Linked DNA regions of Homo sapiens: region 1 is linked to region 2. A link is an interaction called in ENCODE POLR2A ChIA-PET data of the cell type or tissue named here. Cell type or tissue: Panc1. All regions are shown on one strand. Links, peaks and the distances in the headings refer to the core of each region. The heading gives the core; the rest is flanking DNA.

Region 1 (7,637 bases), core at 1,585-6,584, 520 kb after region 2:
CATGATAAAGGCCATATATAAAAAAACTCAAGGCTAACTTCATATTCCATGTCAAAGGCTGAAACTTTTCTCCTAATATCAGAAATAAGATAAGAACACCTGTTATCACCACTTCTATTTAACACAGTGCTGGGAAGTCCTAGTCAGAGGACTTAGGCAAGAAAAATAAATAAAAGGCATCCAAATGGGCAGGAAGAAGTAAAACTATCTCTGTTTGCAGATGGCATGATCTTATATGCAGGAAACCAGAATGATTCCACAAAAATCTGTCAAAAAATGAATTCAGCAAACTTGCAGGGTATAAAATCAACACATGAATATCAATTGCATTTCTACACACTAGTAATGAACAATTCAAAAAGAAAATTTAAAAAATTTAATTTACAAGCACATAAAAAACCCTTAGAAATAAATTTAACCAAAAAGGCAAAGACTTGTACACCAAAAACTATAAAACATTGCTGAATGAAATTAAAGAAGGCATAACTGGAAAGACATCCTATGTTAATGATTGAAAGACATTAAGATATCAATATTTCCCAAAGTGATCTACAGATTCAATGCAATCCTATTAAAATCTAGGTGCTGTTTTTTTGCAGAGCTAGAAAAGCTTACCCTAAAGTTTATATGAAATCTCCAAGAATTCCATATAAAACAATAAAGTCAAAACAACCCTGAAAATGAAGAACAAAGTTGGAGGACTCATACTTCCTGATTTCAAAACTTACTATAAAGTTACAGTAATCAAAACAGTGTAGAACTGGCATGAAGACTGAACTATAGACCAGCGGAATGGAATAAAGAGCCCAGAAAAAAAAAAAAACCTCACGTATATCGTCATTTGATTTTGATGACTACCAAAACCATTCACTGGGGGAAAAGACAGTCTTTTCAACAAATAGTACTGGGATAATTGGATTATTCACATGCAAAAGAATGAAATTGGATCCTTACTGAACACCGTATACAAAAATGAACTCAAAATGGATCAAAGGCCTAAATTTAATGACTAAAACTATAAAACTCCTAGACAAAAACATAGGAGAAAATCTTCATGACACTGGTTTTAGCAATGGTTTTTTGGTTATAACTCCAAAACCATAGGCAATAAAAGAAAAAAATAGATGAACTTCATCAAAATTAAAAAATTTGTGCAACAAAAGAAACTATTAAGAGAATAAAAAGACAATCCATGGAATGAGAATAGAGTTGTAAATCATATATCTGCTAAAGGATCACTATTCAGAATATAGGAACTACAATTCAACAATAAAAAACAAGCCAATTCCAAAATGGGCAAAAGACTTGAGTAGACATTTCTCTAAAGAAAACATACAAATGCACAATAAGTGCATGAAAAGTGCTTAACATTATTTGTCATTAGGGAAATATAAATCTAAACCACAACAAGATGCCACTTCACACCCATTAGGATAGCTGTTATTGTTAAAAAATAACAAGTGTTGGTGAGGGTATGAAGAAATTGGAGCCCTGTGCATTGCCAGTAGGAATGTAAAATGGCACAGCTAAAGTGGAAAAAAGTTTGGTGATTCCTCGAAAAGTTAAAAAATTATAATATGATCCAACAGTTCCTCTGCTGGGTATGTACCCGAAAGAAAACAGGACCTTCAACAGCTATTTGTACACCAATGTTTATAGCAACATTATTCACAATAGCCAAAGGGTGGAAATAACCTAAATTCCATAAACAGATGAATGGATAAACAAAACGTGGGATATCTGTACAGTGGAATATTATTTCGCCTGAAAAAGGAAGAAAATATTGATACATGCCACAACACGATGAAACTTGAAAACATTATTCTAAGTGAAATAAGCTAGATACAAAAGGATGAATATTGTATGAGTCCACTTATTTCAGATACCTGGAATAGACAAATTCATAGAGATAGAAAGTGGAATAGAGGTTGCCAGAGGCTGGATGGAGGAGGGACTGGGAAGTTATTGTTTAATGATTACATAGTTTCTGTTGGCTTGTTGAAAACATACTGAAAATGGATGATGGTGATGGTTGTGCAACATGGAGAATGTACTTAATACCACCAAACTGTACATCTATAAATGGTTTAAATGGTATATTTTGTTGTACATATTTTATCACGATAAGATTTACAAAATGATTGTTGAAACTGATGATGATATTTGGGAAGATTTTAAAGTGTTTTCCTTATATTTTTATGACTTAAACTCGTTATAATAAATATATCACAAAACACCCCACTGTTTATAAAGCAGTTTAGAAATAGCAGGGCTGATAATTGGTGGATAGAGTTCAATGAGGACTTCATGGGTTATTATTGTGCACATTCCCATGATATGCCATCCAAAGTAATATATAGCTCTGTGATTTCAGCTAAGGAAAGTTCTGTTTCTGCAAATACAGTGACCAATTCCTAGCAAAAAAAAAAAAAATCAGCTTTGTAAATAACTGATTTGTTTTATATTTCTAGCAAATGAAATAATAGATCATGGTAAACATCATATAGGGTTTATGTGGGAATCTCAACCCCACATTCTCTAACATTTCCAGAGACTTTACACCAACTGAGTGCAGCTTGGGTTGGTGATGTTTTTAAAGTTGTAATAATTGTGTACAGCAGGCACGTTCTATGAATTGCACTGATTCTTTTGCTTAGCAAAAGGGTGTGCACCTGTTTTCTCTCACAGGTTTTAACCACAATGTTCATGGCCCCTATGAGGGCCACCCTGTGTGCTTGCAATTTCTATCTGGAAGGCATAATGCCACCTACAGAGCCAAACACCCTGGATGCTTTTGGAGCAGTGACCGAGCCAGTTTTATCTGCCAGCAAATGGCTGTTGAGTAAGCAACCCTTCACAGAGCCACAAAACACAAGCCTATTCTGACCATTCAAAGGGACTAAAGGGGACAGGAATATATTCTGAATCCAAGATTTGCTTTCATCCACACTTTTGTTCCACAAACATTAATCAACACCTCCTGTGGGTCAGAAGCTGTGCTGGGCACCTAGGATACATGACAATGAATGTGGCTTGACCTCGCCCCTGCTGTTGAGCTGCTCCTCGTCCCTGGGGGAGACCTGCAGTGGGCGAGCATTGAGAGGCCAAACAAGGCTAAGGGCCTCGGTTCCAAATGGGAGACCTGTCAGTCCCAGTCCAGGGCTGCATCCTGAAGGGCTTGTCTAACCACGCTAGAGGTAACCAGGGCTTTGCTGGCTTTCTTGGCATTTTTCTGGGAGCAATGGGGAGGCAGGAACTATTGTAAGCAACAGAGTTACTCAGCAGGCTTCCTGCGCTGGCAGAGTGGGTATCCAGTATCCGCAGAGTGCAGAAGCAGAGGCCCCTGGGGAAGACCTGGTGGAGCTGAGAGTGAGAGCAGACCCATCTCTCCTCTACCATGCGTTGTCAAGAAGCCCAAGGAGGCCAGGGTGAAGACACAGACATGGGAGGAAGTGACATAGAGATGGAGACATAAAGTCTCCATGCTTCCTCCCATGCCTGTGACTGCAAGGAGACGTCCGGGTGGGTGACTCTCTTTTTAGAATGTAGAAGGTAGACTGGGAAGGACAAGAGAGAACGCTAAACCCATATGGACAAGCCAGGTTCTGGTATGTGTGTATAATGGAGGAGTTGAGTGTGTTGAGATGTTGAAAGGCAGGAGGAGTACAGCTTTATACTCCTTTATACATGCTTTATACTCCTTTATACATGCTTTATACTGCAAGCTGATTCACAAGGAGACTAGAACAGCAAATGTGAACCAGGAGCAGTGTATAGAGTGAGATGAGAAGAACACCAATAATTAGGTGTAAACCCAGGGAGAAAGCATGATGAGACTATGAAAGAGCAGCCAGGGAGGCAGGGGAATGCCAGGGCAGGGTCAGGCCTAGAGCAGGAATCAGTCTTATGGGGGAAGGCATGGTCCATGGCATCTCACATTGCAGACACTCCACACAGGATGCCCTCTGATGCTGTCCCCTGAATTGGGCCATTTTCAGGGGGCTGTTGAAACTGTGCCCCAAATAGTTAAAGAAACCAATGACTAACAGAAACTTGAGTTCGCAGCATTGCAGGTAAAAAAATAACTTGCTGAAACACTGAAACTCCCTCTGCCTATGAGATTTTTTAAAAACTGGCTGAAATCAGTTGTAACCAACACGGCCAATTGGAGTCTGTGCAGGACGAGCTTGCTGATGACACAGCCTGAATTTCCACCACATGTTTCATATTAATTCTCCTGAAATTTGCATAGGGGACCCATGAGGAGGCATGGAGAGATAAAAACGCATGCCCAAGGACTTTCTAGACCTCCTCTTTCCTCCACCAATCACCTACTGATCTCAGAATACAGCCTCTGAATCTTTTCTAATAAAAATACTGCTTTGGAGCCAGCACAAGAAGACAGATTTGAGCTCGATGTTCTAGTCTCCTTGTGAAGCAGCTTGCAGTATAAAGCTTTTCTTTTCTCAGAAACACAGTGTCATAGCATTGGCTTCTAGCACATTGGGCAGTGAGCCCCTTTTGTTTGAAAACACACTGTTCACTGTTCCAACTAAGGAAGCTGTTCTGGTGCATTGAAAAGTGACTGCAAGGAGATCGTCTGGGTGGGAGACTCTCTTTTTAGAATGTAGAGGGTAGACTGGGAAGGACAAGAGAGAATGCTAAACCCATACAGACAAGCTGGGTTCAGGTAAGTGTGTATAATGGAGGAGCTGAGTGTGTTAAGATGTTGAAAGGCAGGAGGAGTACAGCTTTCCAAGAAGCCTGGTCCTGATGTGGCCTACAGAGAGTCTTCTGCGTGACCACATTCTTCTCAGAACTCTGAGCTCTGTCAGGGAGTAAGATGAATTCTCAGGCTTGCTGGGCCCACCTCTGCTACCTTCTCTCCATCCATCCAATTAGACCAGGACTGAGCCACACTGACCTGGCCTTCTAGTTCCCAGAGTGAGAGAAGGAATCACATAATTTCAAGGTGCAAGGCAGCCCAGAGAGGTAAAGTGATATGGTTAAGTCCACACAGCTAGCTGGAGGTAAGTTCTAGACTAGAATACAGGACTCAAACTCTAAGTTCAATGCTGCTTCTATTACATGAGCCTGCAGTTGCTCCATATGGTTCAGCTGTTCCCTTTCCTTGGAGAGTCCTACTGATAATGAACCAATAAACCTCCTTGGGAATATCACTGAGCTACGTTCTTCCATCAGAGGCACTGTTCAGGCACCAAGGAGAGTCTAACCCTCTGCTTCTCCTTCTCCCACTTCAGAAAGGCACTGTGGGGCTGGGAAAATGCCCCAGGCTGGCATCAGTAGCAAGCACAGCCTACTCTTGATTCACAGCTGTGGTGACGAGGCAGCCTTCGCACTGGTACTTGGCAGGCGGTCTTGGCTCTCAGTAGAATGGTGCTTTGTTTCTACTAATGATCCAGTACACTGAATTGGGCTGGCACCAATGACCCTGGTACCTCTGCCAACCAGGTCACATGCTCTGGGCTTTCTGAAGCCCTGGCCCCTCAGCGCACTGCGTAGCTCTGCACAGGACAGGGTGGAGAGGAGCCTGGAGGTAGGCCCTGTATTTCAGATAAACATGACTGTGGCCTGAGGCTCTCTCCAGGCACTGTCCAAAGGATTTGGTCTCAGGACCAAAATATTATAGGTTGATATGGTATGATATGTTTCATGTTGTAGGTTGATATGGTTTGGCTCTGTGTCCCCACCCAAATCTCACTTTGAATTTAATCCTTATACTCCTCATATGTCAAGGGCAGGACCAAGTGGAGGTTAATTGAATCTTGGGGGCAGTCTCCCCCATGCTGTTGTCATGAAAATGAGTGAGTCTCATGAGATCTGATGGTTTTATAAGTGTCTTGTATTTCCCCTGCTGGCACTTCTCCTTCCTGCCGCTTTGTGAAGAGGGTATCTTGCTTCCCCTTCACCTTCCGCCATGATTATATGTTTCCTGAGGCCTCCCCAGCCATACTGAACTGTAAGTCAACTAAATCTCTTTCCTTTATCAATTACCCAGTCTCAGGCATGTCTTTATTAGACTGTGACAGTGGACTAATGCATAGGTCTATTCAGATTTTCAGTATTCTCTGAAGGTAGTTTTGGTAATTTATCTTTTTCTAGGATTTTTTCCATTCCATCTAAGTTGTCTGATTTGTTGACATAAAGTTGTTTAAAATATTCACTTATCATTCTTTTAATTTCTGATGGGTCAGCAATGACGGCTGCTCTTAGATTCTTGATTGTTAATTTGTGTTTTCTGTCTTTTTTCTTGGTCAGTTTAGCTAAAAGTTTATCAATTTTGCAATCTTTTTTAAGAATCACCTTTTTGTTTCTTTGATGTTCTCTATTATTTTTCTCTTTGCTAGTCAATTGATTTCTGCTTTAGTCTTTATTTCTTTCCTTTTAAGGTTTAATTTGCCTCTCTCTCTAATTTCTTAAGATGGAAGCTTAAATTATTGTTTTGAGAACACTCTACTTTTCTAGGTCCTGCTTTAGCTTAATCCGGTTAATGTGGATGTGTATAGACATGTGTAAATACATAGTTTATTTTTGTTTCATTCAGTTCAAAATCTTTCTAATTTCCATTGTAATTTTTCTCTTCAACTCATAGTTATTTAGAAATGTGTTAATTTCTAAAATTTGAGGATTTCCCAAACTTATTTTTGTTTCTAATTTAATTCCTTTGTGGCTGGAGAACATACTCTGAGTGATTTAAATTCTTTTAAATATATTAAAAATTAGTTTTATGGTCTAGTATATGGTCTAACCTGGAGAAAGTTCCATGTGCTTTTGAAAAAATGTGTATTCATTACTTGAGGGTAAAGTATTCTATAAATGTCAGTTAGTCAAGTTGGTTGATAGTGTTGTTCATGTCTTCTATTTCCTTGTTAATTTTCTGAATAGTTGTCCTATCAGTTATTAAAAATGGGTTATTGAACTCTCTAACTATAATTGTTAAGTCTGAATAATCTGTTTCTTCTTTCAATTATATCAATTTTTGCTTCATAATTTTGAGACTCTACTATTAGGTACCATCACACTTGTAATTATTATATATTCCTAATGTATTGACCCTTTATGATACTGTAATATCATTTCTTCTCTCTAATAATATTTCTTGTCTTAAATTTTATTTTCTCAGATATTGATGTAGGCACTCAAGCTCTCTTATTGCCAGTATTTGCATGGTACTCTCTTTTTCATCCTTTTACTTCCAACTTTTGTCTTTTTGTATGAAGTATCTCTTGTAGATAGTGTACAATTGAATCTTGCTTTTTTATCCATTTTGACAATCACTGCCTTTTGATTGTAGTTTTTATTCATATTTAATATTATTATCAGCATGGCTGGATTAAGGTATGCCATTTTGTTTCTATGTCTTATTTTTAAAATCTGTTCTTCCCTTACGGCTTTTGTGCTAAACATTTTTTTTAAGTATTCTGCTTTGATTCCTCTGCTATCTTACTGTATTTTTGAGTTATTTTCTTAGTGGTTGCTCTGTAGATTACAATCTGCATCTTAATTTATAACCATCTAATATCTAATATCATTACCTGAGGTAATACTGACTTAATTCTAAGAAAATATAGAAATATTGCTACAATACTTTGTTTCTTCCTCTCTCCTTTATAATA
Region 2 (7,495 bases), core at 55-5,054:
AGCCTTGCCAAGCACAGTGGCTCAAGTCTGTAATCCCAACACTTTGGCAGGCTAAGGAGAGTGGATTGCTTAAGCCCAGGAGTTCGAGACCAGCCTGAATAGCATAGGTAGACCCCCGTCTTTACAAAAAATAGAAAAATTAGCCGGGCGTGGTGGCGCACACCTGTAAGTCCCAGCTACTCGGGAGGCTGAGGCAGGAGGATTGCTTGAGCCCAGGAGGTTGAGGCTGTAGTGAGCCATGACAGCACCACTGCACTCTAGCCTGGGGGACAGAGCGAGACCCTGTCTCAAAAAAAAGTCATCTTATTAGTAATAATATTCATTGTTACTAATCTTCTCTGTGAAAAAATAGCTTCTAGGTTGTTCTCATTTTTGTTTGTTGGTTGGTTTGTTTTTTGAGCCAGGATCTCACTGTATCGCCCAGGCTGGAGTGCGATGGTGCTATCATGCCTCATTGTAGCCTCAACCTCCCTGGCCTGGCCCAAGGGATCCTCCTGCCTGGCTAATTTTTAAATTTTTCTATACATACAGGGCAGAGGTTGTGGGGGGTGGTGTTCACTTTGTTGCCCAGGTTGATCTTGAACTCCTGGGCTCAAGCAATCTTCCCACCTCGGCCTCCCAAAGTGCTTCCATTATAGGCATGAGCCACCATGCCCAGCTTCTAGTTTTGTATGTAATTATGAGTGAGGTTGAACAACTTTCTTTTTCTATTAAGCTTCCTGTTTATATCTTTTGCCACTTTTCTCTTAGATTATATTTGTATTGTGATTTTGTGGGAGTTTATTGTATATTTAGGAAATTAACCCTTCATGTGTACTGCTGTAGTTTTTCTCAGTTTGTCATTTGTTTGTATAGCCGTTTATTTATTTTCATAGTATGGTAAATTTTAACCCGTTATGAAGCCAGATTTATTTGGGTTTTTTTCTTTATGACTTCTGTTTTCGGTTAGGCTTAAGAAGGCCTTACCCACTCTCAGATTCTAAAAATATGTTTTTCTTCTAGTAATTTATTATATTTTAATATTTGAAATTTGCTTCATCTATTATTCATTTTAAAGTAAGTGGTGATGGCCGGGCACAGTGGGTCACGCCAGTAATCCCAGCACTTTGGGAGGCGGAGGCGGGCGGATCACCTGAGGCCAGGCTGGCCAACATGGTGAAACCCCATCTCTACAAAAGTACAAAAATTAGCTGGGCATGATGGCGGGTGCCTGTAATCCCAGCTACTTGGGAGGCTGAGGCGGAGGCTGCAGCAAGCCGAGATCGTGCCATTGCACTCCAGCCTGGGCGAGACAGTGAGACTCCATCTCAAAAAAAAAATGTAAGTGATGATGTCAGAATGCAATTTCCCCACAAATAATTAGCAAATTTTCACAACAATTTTGAATCATCCTTTTCCCCCACTGATTTGAAATGCCACTGATATTTCTATTTCTGTTCAGTACCAAGCTATTTTGGTTAACTGTAGTTTCGAAATTTAATAACTGGTAGGGCTGGTCTCATTCTTCTGTCTCAGGTTTTTCCAAAGTACTCTCATCCCTTGGTCTGTGGGGAACCGGTCCTAGGACCTCTCTCATATACCAAAATCCACAGACGCTCAAGTCCCTGGTATAAAATGGTATAGAATTCACATATAACCTATGCACATCCTCCTGTATGTTTTAAATCATCTCTAGATTACTTAGATGAGACTATCTAATACTATGTAAATAGTTATACTGTATTGTTTAGGAAATAATGACATTTTTAAAAGTCTGTACATGTTCAGTACAGACACAGTCTTTTTGAAGTATTTTTTATCCCTCCTTTGTTGAATCCATGGATGCAGAACCCATGGATATGAAGGGCTGACTATATTCTCACAGTTATATTCAAGTTGTATTTTGAATGATTTTATGACAATCTTTTACCAAAGGGCCAACTGTATTCTCATGTTTATTATTCAAGTTGTATGACAATTTCATATCAGCCCCCCAGAGAGTTGGCATTTGGATTGAAATCATACTGAGTCTCTAGATTAATTTAGGGAGAAGTGACATCTTTATAATTTTGAATCTTCCTATCCATGTATATGCGAGTGTTTTGTATTTCAGTGGCATTTTCAAATTTTCTTCAGGTAGGTCTCTTAGTGTTTATTCCAAAGCATGTCATCTGTTAATGCTTTTGTGAATGAAATGTTTACCTCCATTATGTTTTCTGATTGTACATAGGAAACATCCTGATTTGAATTACAAATATTGTAACCAGTGCCTTATCTAATTATTTTATGAATTTTAATAGTTTTCTGGTTGTTCTTTGGAGTTTTCAAGTGCACAATTATATAAATTGCAAATAAAGATCATTTTACCTCTTCTCATTTTCATACATCTTATATAGTTCTCTTAATAGTCTACGTTAAGTTAAACATCCAAAACTATGTTATATAATATTTTTTTGCTCGGTATTCCTGGGAACATTTTTCCTATTTTGCCTTGAAACATGATGCTGGCTTTTGATCATCGTGTAAAGGAAAAGGTCATCTATTCCAGTTAACTGAGATTTGTGGGTTTCATCTCTTTAGTTCAGGAATGCATATTGAATTGTCAAGTGACTCTCAGCGCTTATTGAGCAAATCATTATTTTTCTCTTCCACCATATTAATGTGGTGTTTAAAACAGTTTTAACACTGAATCACAGTTACACTCTATGAGTTAGTTTTATTTGGTTGTAATATATTATTAATATATTGCCCAATTCCAATGAATATTTCATTAGGATTTTTGCATTGATATTATCAGTATTGGTCTGTGGTTGTGTGTGCACTACATTTGTCAGGCTTTTATCATTCACCAAAAGACTTGTTTTAAAGGTATGTGGAGCATAATAATAATGCTGAAATGGTAAGACACATTCCCATTTATTTTGATTCCTAAACAATCAGAATGAAAAAATACAGTATGGTACAGGTGACTTGTATCACTTCAAACCATAATTAGCCACTCTAAGCTTCGGGACAGTGTAAGTTCTTCCCAAAAAGAGATAAACAGGCATTCTATTGAATCTCATCCCCGTTTCAGACTATATCAGTGCTTGTATGGGATGTGGAAGATGTTTTTGTATGTCACGTGTATTCTGTATTTATTGAGATATGTGTTATACACACAGAGAATATTTGCATTTTTTGTATTCCCAGCAGCTTCCCTAGAGCAGTGTTGGGCATAGCACAATTGATAAACGCTAATTGAATTAATACCATTAGATGTATTGCTTTAATAACTAATGACAGTTCTCATTTATTGGTGCTTAGCTTGCACCAGACGCTTTACACACATTATCTCATTTAATCCTCACACTAACCATGGAAAATAGGTGATGCTATGCCCATTTAAAGATAAGGAAAGAGGCTGGGCATGGTGGCACACGCCTGTAATCCCAGCACTCACGGAGGCCAAGATGGGCAGATCACTTGAGGTTAGGAGTTCAAGACCAGGCTGGCCAACATGGTGAAACCCCATCTCTACTGAAAATACAAAAATTAGCCAGGTGAGGTGGCAGGTGCCTGTAATCCCAGCTACTCAGGAGGCTGAGCCATGAGAATCACCCGAACCCAGGGGAGGAGGCTGCAGTGAGACAATATCTCGCCACTGCATTCCAGCCTGGGCGACAGAGTGAGACTCTATCTCTAAATAAATAAATAAAAATAAAGATAAGAGACTCAGAGGGATTGCTATTTGGCCACGGTGTCTTGCTGCTGAGTGGCAGAGCCAGTATTCAAGACCACGACCCTGTTCAACTCCAAAGCCCATGTTCTTTTCACTCTGTCTTTAAACAATTATGTATAAGCACCATATTTCATATCAGTGCTTCTAAGTAAATATCCGGAGAACATTTTCTTGATGTTCTCAATTAGTAGGAATCAGAATCTTTGTCATGAAAAACTATGACAAATAATCTGTGAGCCCTCACTGGAGGGATCATTTGTCAATGACGATGATGCTCCTAGCAGTGGTGCATGTTTATCAGATTATTTTATTTAATCTTCATGTCAACGCTACCAAGGAATTGAAGTTTTGTGAAGGTAAATAAATTGCAAGCAATCCACTTGCAAAGGGTCGCCTAAGTAAGTACCCAAGCAACATCTGAACTCAGACAGCCTTCCTCTAAGGCTAGTATTATTAGGCACTGAATTATATTATTGGATTATAATATTATAATGTTGACACCTCATTAGTACAGATTGATCTTTATTTCAAAGTCATATCAATCCACAATTTTAGGTACCCTGTTAAAAGTACAGGTACTGTATTACCACATTTTAGAGAGTATTTTTTGTGGTTTTCCTTAAAAAAAAAAATAAAGTAGCCAAGTTGAAGTTTATGAGAGAATTAAAACCAAATTATCTCCACTAATACCAATCAGTACATCACTGAATTCTGAGCAATCGGGAATACTAAGTAGATTCTCAAACGTGCAGAAACTTCACTGGGCATTAAGACAGGAATAACTTAGCTCCTGCAATAGGTGGGTGAAATTCCTAAAAACTGAGTGTGAGTGACATTTAAATAGGAAAGCTGCAGGAAAAGAGCATGTTTTTTTTTCTCATGTCGTATTTGATCAGTTGGCCTAATAAGTTGGCTTAGTTTCAAATCTATTAGTTTACCTTGCTAAACACATTAAACAAAGTTGTACAAGTCAAGCCAGTCTTGGTAAGTCTCTTAAAGTTATCTGTGTACATATTCTCATTGCTGGTAGGAATTTTGTAATTTTGAATTCTGTAAACTGGCACACCTCTTGTGGATGGCAATTGGTAATATTCATTAAAGTTACAAAATGTACAAAATTGTAGTTCTTTGACCCAGAAATCCACTTCTGGGAATTTATCCTGCAAATACATTTGTGTACTTCATACATGAAATGTGTTCATTAAACAAATGTGTATGATTTATGAAGATGTTTTATTGCAACATTTTTTCTTTTTAATTAAATAGTTTTAATTGGGAAGCCTCCTGAGCCAAAGTAGGCTCACAGACTTTGTGCAGCATTTTTTGTCACAGCAAAAGATTGGAAATTACCCAAAGGTGTATCCATAGGAGATTTATTTAATAAACTTTGGTGCATGCATACAATGTAATACTATGCAGCTTAAAAATGAATGTGCCCTGTATGTACTGATGTGGCAAGATCTCTAAAATATGTTGTTAAATGGCAAGCAAGGTGCACAACAATAGTATAGTATGTTACTTTAGGAGTAGAAAAGGAGAAAATAAGATTGTAAGTAATATTTGTTTATACTTACATACAAATTCTGAACAGGTATCAGCAGGTAGAACTGAGTAGATGGGGAGAGGGATGGAAAAATGTGAATTTTCATTTAGAAAATGCTTGAATATATCACCCTTTAAAAACATGAAATAATAAATACACGTGGTGTCTTAAAAATAAGACTTACTCTTTCCATTTTGTAATGTGTCTTTCTGCCACTTTTTTTCTATATGTATGTGTTAATTTGGAGAATACATATTTTTAAAGATTTTTTATTTGGAAAAATTTCAACATATAAAAAGGAACATAATGATATAATAAATCCCTATATACCCATTACCGAGCTTCAACAATTCTCAGTATTTTGTCATTATTATTTCAACTATACCTAACAACTCTCCACCCCATCCCCACTGGGGTTATTTTTTGCAATTTTTTTGGAACATAAACTTTACACACATTGAAATGAACACATCTTAGCTCTCCAATTTTGAAAAAGGGATCTACTCCATGTAACAACACCCAGTCACTATATAGGACATTTTCATCTCTCCAAATAGTGATGGTGTTACTGTTCTGTATATGTCTGTTCTAGTTATTATATAAAACTTTTTCCCCTGGCTTCTCTTTTGGAAAAAAGAAATCATGTTTTCATTCATAATTGTGAGTTGTAACACTTAGGCAGAGACCCTGAGCTATATCAAAGGAAATGTTAGTCACATTTCTGCAATTCTAGAGTTCCAGCCCTTGCTATGTGGTGTTAAGCTGGGAAAGGTGCTATGGGAATTTGGGTGTGGTGGAGGCTCTGTTCTTTCTTCAGAAGCTCCTAACTTGTGTCACAAGATGAAACCTCTAAGATTGCACTGTCAACATGGAAGCCACGTGCAATTTTAAAAATTTTAAGTTAATTATCAATTAAATGGAAAGTTTAAATGCAGCTCCTCAGTTACACTAGTCCCATTTCAAGTGCCCAGTAGCCACCTGTGGCTAGTGACTACCATACTGCACAGCACAGATTTAGAACATTGCCATCGCCAAAAAACATTTCACTGGATGGCTTACCTAGGTTGCGAAGGAAGATGGGACCTCAAAGAGGCGGAAAGTGAAGTTTGCAAGGTGCAGAACTGTAATCATGAAAAATGTTGAATGTTTTACCTTTGCCTCAAGAGTACTGTTCCACCGCTGTCATTTTCTCTCCTTTTAAAAGAATCATTTCTCACTTCATGGTTTATTTTCTTTTTACCTACAGTTTCATTCACTTTTTTATTGTTCCAGTGTTTCATTCTCTTATTCTCTTCTTTCTCTTGCTGTTTCTTTTTTCATTTAATATGATTTATTGATTAGCAAGAGAATTTTGCTTCTGGTTATGGTGGCCTAGGCATTTCTGACCAATCCTTCCCTGAGAACAATTAGAACTACTTTACACATTATATATGCAAAGAATATATCTGAAGGCTGCAGTAGAATAAAAAATATATCTGGTCTTTTTTCTTGGTTTCTGGCATAGAACTTCAAAAAACCTTGGCATTTCCTGAATGATGTTTTTGTTATGCTAATAAGGTGACTCCTATTTGGGCCCCTAGATATCTTCAGGATTGGGGCTGGTCACCAGAAAATTGACCATATAATCATGGAAGTGGAATGTTAATTTCCTGCCCCGCTTCCCCCCACCACCACAGAAGAGATGGAGAAACTGTAGGTTGAATTTTATCACTTGCCTAATGATTTAATCAAGCATGCCAATGTAATGAAACCTCAATAAGAACTGTACATCGAGGATTGGGTCGCTTCCTGGTTGGTGAACATATTGATGTACTGGGAGGATGGCACACCTGGACTCCACAGGGACAGTCTCCTGTTTCCCCCACCCCCTCCAGATCTTACCCTATGCATGCTCCACTTGATTGTTCCTGAGTTGTATCTTTTACAATAAAAGCTGTAGCTATAAATATAGCACTTTCCTGTGTTCTTTGAGTCATTCTAGGAAATTATCAAACCTTGGAGAGGGAGAGGGAGTGTCATGGGAAGCCCCAAATTTATACCCTGATGGGCAAAAGTGTACGTGGCTTTGGGACACCCCAGGACTTGTGACCTGCATCTGAAGTGGGGGCAGTCTTATGGGATTGAAACCCTTAACCTGTGGGGTCTTGTTCCCCATGGCAAATCCATATGAGTCTGCAGCAACCTCAATTCTTGCCTCCTCAGACAAAAAGAAGTTGACTGCGGGACATAAGGCAGGAGGAGAGACTGAGGCC

Evidence for each region. Peaks named below come from ENCODE experiments on the same cell type or tissue, not always from the same donor. Only the 100,000 strongest peaks of a DNase experiment are listed, where the experiment ranks them.
Region 1: POLR2A ChIA-PET joins it to region 2 with 11 read pairs; 2 of 35 experiments call an interaction of 5 or more read pairs at or near these places.

Annotation. Positions count from the first base shown.
Region 1 is chr1:230,804,989-230,812,625 of GRCh38, reverse strand. It overlaps LOC124904546 (a long non-coding RNA gene), which reads left to right and starts at 5,510. Exons shown (of 2, transcript XR_007066937.1): 1 at 5,510-5,557. In Panc1, for the core only: no CTCF peak of the experiment used is centred there; no DNase peak of the experiment used is centred there.
Region 2 is chr1:231,323,601-231,331,095 of GRCh38, reverse strand. No RefSeq gene overlaps it. Among named protein-coding and RNA genes, the nearest start is that of EXOC8, 11 kb to the left of the region's middle. In Panc1, for the core only: no CTCF peak of the experiment used is centred there; no DNase peak of the experiment used is centred there.